Linked DNA regions of Homo sapiens: region 2 is linked to region 1. The links are chromatin contacts, found by Hi-C or POLR2A ChIA-PET in ENCODE. All regions are on one chromosome and are shown on one strand. Each heading gives the region's core, a stretch centred on a gene start or an enhancer-like site at or near the end of the contact. The rest is flanking DNA. Distances are from core to core; before and after follow the strand shown. Region 1 has its middle 180 kb from the start of LINC02871. Region 2 has its middle 420 kb from the start of LINC00687.

The links. A loop is a pair of places that touch in the nucleus more often than their neighbours do. ChIA-PET counts read pairs that join two places held with the same protein, here RNA polymerase II (POLR2A). Pooled maps may share reads with other maps.
Region 2: a loop to region 1 is called in a map of mammary epithelial cell, with 2.9 times the contacts of the local background. The contact joins two enhancer-like sites. A Hi-C loop is called at or near these places in 3 of 168 maps with a recorded cell type or tissue (Caco-2, endothelial cell of umbilical vein and mammary epithelial cell), 2 of 37 single-sample maps with no recorded cell type and 3 of 50 pooled maps. POLR2A ChIA-PET finds 5 or more read pairs at or near these places in 1 of 52 experiments (BJ).

The regions. Positions count from the first base shown.
Region 1 is chr20:11,203,708-11,206,856 of GRCh38, forward strand. No RefSeq gene overlaps it. Among named protein-coding and RNA genes, the nearest start is that of LINC02871, 180 kb to the left of the region's middle. Within about 2 kb of position 1,609, at least 8 of the 41 ENCODE cell types and tissues checked have a DNase peak (open chromatin) inside an H3K27ac peak, as active enhancers do; they include mammary epithelial cell, where a contact is called at or near this core.
Region 2 is chr20:11,453,848-11,456,996 of GRCh38, forward strand. No RefSeq gene overlaps it. Among named protein-coding and RNA genes, the nearest start is that of LINC00687, 420 kb to the right of the region's middle. Within about 2 kb of position 1,729, at least 8 of the 41 ENCODE cell types and tissues checked have a DNase peak (open chromatin) inside an H3K27ac peak, as active enhancers do; they include mammary epithelial cell, where a contact is called at or near this core.

The DNA.
Region 1 (3,149 bases), core at 359-2,858:
TCCAACATTGGGGATTACAATTCAACATGAAATGTGGGGGAGGACAAATATTCAAATGATATCTGCATTCATTACAAGGAGTTACTAAACTTTCACAAAGTAGAATAAAGTAGTTCAAATGATAAAAATAGGGCAGAGAAGATAAACATTGCCAAAATTTGGTTCATTGAAAACACAAAATTTTAAAACATCTAGAAAATTAATTTTAAGAAAAGGAAAAAAAAGAAAGCCCAAATAATCAAAATCAGGAAGACAAGGAGGCCATCACACACATAATGCAGACATTGTTAAGATATTACGAACACTCTTGCAAATAAAATGGAAATTTCAGAAAAAACTTGAAAACAATCTTAGAAAAATATAACGTGACTCATCTTACTACTTTTATATACACTTAATGGGAACCTACAGTGGTTTAAATTTTAGAAACAATTGTAAAAGGCCTTAAATATATTCATATACTTTTACTTCGTAGTCTCAATTCTCGGTAAGTTTGCAAAGGAATTATGCCTAAATGCAAACAATAACAACAGCGACCTTGACATACAAACACATTCCACATAGTTACTTACTCAAAAAAGAAAACTGGGCCAAATCAAGTGTGAAACTATTGATGAACAGCTAAAAAAATGGAGACAAGTGGGCCAAAACATCGTTTTTTTTTAATCCACTTTTTTGAAAAATGAGAAATCTATTTTTATTTCATTTTGTTTATATTTGGGCATATACTATAAATGTCCAGCAACAAAGACATTAATTAAATAAGTGATAGAAATATACTATGAAATACAATGAAATCTTTAGAGATGATTGTGTAAAAGTCTTTTTATATTTTGGGGACTCTAGCCCATTTGCATAAATTATCTTAATCCTATAAGAGGAAAATACAGAACCAGTAGGGAAAAAAGAACAAGATCATGGCAAGCTGAAAAGGCACAAAACTTCACTAAATCAAGTCAGGATTCAAAGAGAAAATCTAGCTTTATAGGGAAGCAGTATTAATAATAGTAAAACCCCAATAGTCCATTGTAATGCTTGAGACAAGGCCTCACATTTCAGCAGGTAGAATTATTACCACCCTGGGGACTCACGACCACAAGTCCATCTGTGATCAAAGCAACTCAGTTCCAAGTTTCACTGGATTTGGTGGTGATGTTCCTGATAGGCCTTATTTATCAGTTCTATGGTGACCATTAAAAAAAAAAAAACTCTCACACACACAACAGAATATTTTAAAAATTGAAGTTCATTTTATAATCAATAAGCACACTTAATGCAATGCTATTTTTCATTATTACTAGGTTGATAGTTTATCTTAAAGTTTAAGGCATCTTATTGTCAAGGAACCATAGTGTTTCCAGGGTTCTTCAGACTAGCTCAGGAACTGTGCCTATGGGTGACACCTGGCATTAGAGTTAGCACAGAGGACTTAAAAGCATTGGAAGGGAAAGGAGACCAGAAGTGAAACTGTAGATCATAACACAATCGAGTTATTAACAAAGATTACTTCCAGGTCTCAAAAGCTTGTGCTCTACTATGAGAGACAGGCTAAGAACAGTGACAAACCCTAGAATATCCTCCAGCAAATACTAGGAAGTTGGTTCGTAAGATCACTTTCCCAACTGCTACGCCCTCTGTTGGTAGGCACAGTTGATGAGTCTGACCTCACACAGAGTTTTGCTTCTGTCTTTCAAAGTCTGCAGGTTGGAAGGTGTAAAGCTGTGGAGTTTCACTGCCAAGTTCTGTGGCACAGGCTGTATACTCTAAGAATTTAAAGGCGAGATATTGAAAAGGACTAAGGAAGGATTAATGAGTTAGAGTTGGGGCTTAAAGAATTTCAATAGGTAAAAAGAGGGCTTTTCCAGGGCTAATAAACATGGAACTTGAGAGGGGAAGAAGGAAGGTGCATTTTTGGCATAGTGTTTCTTCTGGAGCATTTCCTTATTCAGCTCTGGAAGTTCTTTGGCTAAACTGGAATTGCAAAGGCAAGAATCTACTTGGAAATAACTGGAATGTGACAATATATTTCTCTCTGCTTCTCCCTCCTGACACAGAATTGGAGCCTAAGCCTCTTTGAGACTTTTCAGTCAAAGCTGGATTTTCATGCTAACGTATCTTAACCATACAGGCCCATTCCACATCTTGCAAATCTTGTGCCAGAAAAGGATTTCCACTGCCTTGCAAAGCTGTCCTGGCACAAACAGACCTCTGCGGGCATAGAACAGAATGAGCACAGAAAGACTACACAGCTTCCTGTGCTTGACAGGGTAGGAAGGAGGCTCTGCGCTATTCCCCTCGGGGGAAGAATCCCACACACTAAGTATAATTTCCAGGCAAGTTGAGTAATGGGGCAAAATTAAATTGGACTCTCCTTCTGTCTTAAACCTAATTAATCTTCCTCTACCATGCACTTACTCCACTAAAATATGGCATTAAAATTCCAGCACTTTAGTTAGCACTTTCCAGCAGCTTTCTATAAGGAGTAGTAACCTGATCTACTAGTTCATGAAATCCTAATATGGAATAATTTAGAAAAGTGAAAGGGTTGGTTCTCAGCAAATAAATAAGATATTGACTTAGGAATTTTAGATCCCAACAGTAGAAAAGCAGTGCCCCAGAGATATAAGTATTGTTATTATTATTACTTTGTTGTGTGATCTTGAGTCTAAGAAATCTATCATGTTAGTTGTTAGTGTAATTACATGCTTTGTGAGCATACTCCTTGCTAAGGATTTGTGGAAACAGAACTCCCTAATCTATAACTGTTAGTAACTCATATTTATTTTGAATTTGTTCTGGCTTCTGTTTTTCACATATTTAAGTGTCAGATTTGCTGTTGTGTGCTAGGAAAAAAAATGTTTACTTCAAAATCAACCATATTTTGATTTCAATGTACATCACAGCTTCAGGGTAGAAGTGCCCAGGATTGAGATGGTTGAACAAGGGTATATTTTCCACCTGCCTTAAAACTTAATTACAACTAGAATCTTTTCTTCCCCCTTAAGTGAGTAAATCCCAGACCAAACCTCTCATGTATTTACTTGTTTTGTCCATGCTAAGACTACAAAAAGAGAAAACATATTCTGGCAACAGTTATCCTAAGAGAGAAAAATTGCAAAATACCTAACATGTTGAAACATTTAGAAATA
Region 2 (3,149 bases), core at 479-2,978, 250 kb after region 1:
TACATAAATGTGTTATATATAATACATATTTATTTGTCAAAATATTTTTTAAAGTTTAAAAGAAAATATAGCAGACTCATCAAGGAGGTGAGAATGAAAATGGAATTTGGGATGAGGTCAAAGCGTTTTCAACTATATCTATAATATTGCATTTTTCTAAAAAAAAAATTTTTAAATTTTAAGTAATTAAGCCCCTAAGTAATTAAGCATGCAAGGTAAGGTACTACTAGGAAGTATGCATGTGAGGAACCAATGGGCCAGGGTGTTTTAGCCCTGACCTTGTACACATCCAGTCTGGCTTCATAGACACATGTTGCAGAATGGCAAGGAAATAGTTGGGATAGCAAAGGGTTCAGCAAGAGGTCAAATGGGACAAGGGAAATAAAGAGCAAGATGAAGACTCTGAAGAGGAATCCCCTACTTTCATAGATATTTCTAGAACCATTGTTGGCCCCAGTGACACAGTTTACCAATCTTCAGTTATAGCAATGCTGTTCCCTATGCATATGTACCTTAATCTTACAGATCATTTGTTTCAGGCATTTTTTACTTGATTAGTTTCCAATACATTGTTTAGATTTCTTTAGATTCGGAGAGAAGGCCCAAAACATAAAACAATTTATAATTAGAAGTCTGAAGCTATAAAAGTCACCTAACATTTGTGCATACTATTTTCAAAGATGTGGAATTGTGTTACATACTTAAAACAGCATCCTTCTAAGTGTATTACAATGATCTGCTTTACTCAAAGTCTACTGATCTCTCAAAGACTCCTTGATCTCTCAATATGTTTTATTTTATATAATTCAAAGAGAAAACAAAGGAGGATCCCTTGGTTACGTATCTTCTGGAAATATTGGGTTACAGCTAATCATCTTTCTGTATTGTCTGACTTCTCCAAATCTTTAATATTCCACAGTGGGCTGTGAATGCACAAGTGTGAAACATAGTATGCAATATTTCCCTAACCTATTTGCACAGAGAATTATTTGTTATTGGGGCTTTCCTCCCCACACCAGACTTTAGAAAATACAGACCTAGAATTTAACCAGTAGATCAAATGAAACTTTAGTTTTATGTTTAAAACAAAGTTGAAAAACACGCTTCTCTAATCACATGAGTGTTTTTCTCTTTGGATTGAGACTCCTCTGCCCAAATTTGTATATAGCTTAGTGTGTATAACAGGGGAGGGGAGGGATTTCAACTACTCCTTGGAGCTGTCAAGTACTGAATCCCACTGATTAGCAAGGAGTTTCTCTCAACGTCTGAACAGCTTCTTGCCCTGGAGTAATATGTCGCTGAGTCATAGGGAAACATTGCTTGGTAATAATTGATGTACAGCTAAATCTTCTAAGCACTTTTTAACTATACAAATGCTTCTTGCCCCCACGAACAATGAACAAGAGAAGAGGCTTCCTTTTAACTTTAAATTAACTAGCATTTCAAAGAGTTCCAGAACATCTTTCAAACTCACTTCTCTGAGGACATCTAAATAGGACCAGTGACTCCCTGAAGGCACCTTCTACCCCAGAGCTCTGTTTCCTTTAGATACTGAAGTACAATAAAGTTGCTTTATAGTCATAGAGGAAATAAACAGGCTGCTGTTCTCAAAGAATGCGAAGCCCTTACCTGTGCCTTGAAGATAGGAACGTTTATGAGTCCCAGGGGACAGGGACAGCCCCCGGATGTGAGTAGTTTCCAGAGAAACAAGTTGATCTGAAGTTTTTCCTGGAGAGTTGGAAAATCTGCCACATGTCATCCAGCGCTTATTTCTTTGGTGGGTTTTACACTTGGGTGTCATTCAGCAGTTTTATGAGAGCAAGACAATGGATAGAGAAGCCATAAAAAAAATTCTTCTAGTTCTTTAAGGTATGAGTCATCTTTACCATTGAAACCTTTGGTCACAGCCTGAATAGAAGAGGCAACATGCACTGCTTTTTTTTTTTTTTTTTTTTTTTTTGGTAGGGGTGGAGGGAGAAGAGTTTTCAAATGTGTTGCTTCCATTCAGGAGGGAAAGATTATTTAGGGATCTATTGATTTTTCATATGTGGTTTGATTGCATTTTCCCTCACTTGAGTTTCTGGATGTGCTCATAGATTGAACCTCAGTTATGTGGGAACTTTCAGTGTCAGTTTCTAAGAGTAAGAGGCACGGCAGCATTAATTTGACCTTCTCCATGATAAGGGATCCATTTTAGAAACAGTAATAATAGCTCACACTTGTTGAACACTTATTTGTTGTCAGGACCTGATATAAATGTTTCATATGTCTTTACTTATTTAATGTGCATAGCAGCTACAATGCAGTAGTTGTGGTAGATTGTGCAAAAGTGGCTGCAATTCTCCAACCTTCCCTGTATCTGCATCCCTTTGCAATGTAACTGCAACTCCTTGCATCAAGAGATGAAGTCAATATCCTCACCTTCTAAATCTGGGCTAACTCCCTCGTGGCTCTGTGATTAGAGGTGCTGGCTGACCTTGGGTGGCCCCAGATGGATGGCTCCTCTGGCTTCCTCCACATGGTCTCTTATCCTTCAGCTAACTAGCCCAGGCTTGCTCACCTGGCTGATGGACAGGGTCTAAGAGAAGAAAGACAAGGGCAAGGCCTTTTTGAGGTCTAGGTTCGGAAATGCCACAACAATACTTCTCCTACATGCTGTCAGACAAAGAAAGTCATAGTGGCCAACCCAGATTTGAGGGGTAAACAATAATCTACCTATTGATGGGAGTTGCCACAAAGTCACACTACAAAGGGCCTGAATACAGGAAGAGCCATTTTCCCCCATGGGTTTCAAATGACCATGAGAATCCACATTGCCATCATCTAGAACAGTAAAAAGTGAACTAATGATTAATACATTCAAACATCAGCTCTTCATTAAGTTGCTTCTGAAGTGGATACTGCACAATCTTGTAAATGATTATTCATGGTCTTTTCACATAAGTCACCCAATAGTTTGACATTGTCTTTCAATTTTCTCCTTTATATCATTAGTTCCTTTACTTTTAAGGCAGACTTGGACAAAATTCATTGTTTATTATATAATAAGTATAGTGAGTATACCACTCCAAAGAGGACTGGACAAAGCAAGAAGACAAAAACCTGATGCAGTGCTTTTCAACAAGAAGGTACATATTAGAATTACCTGG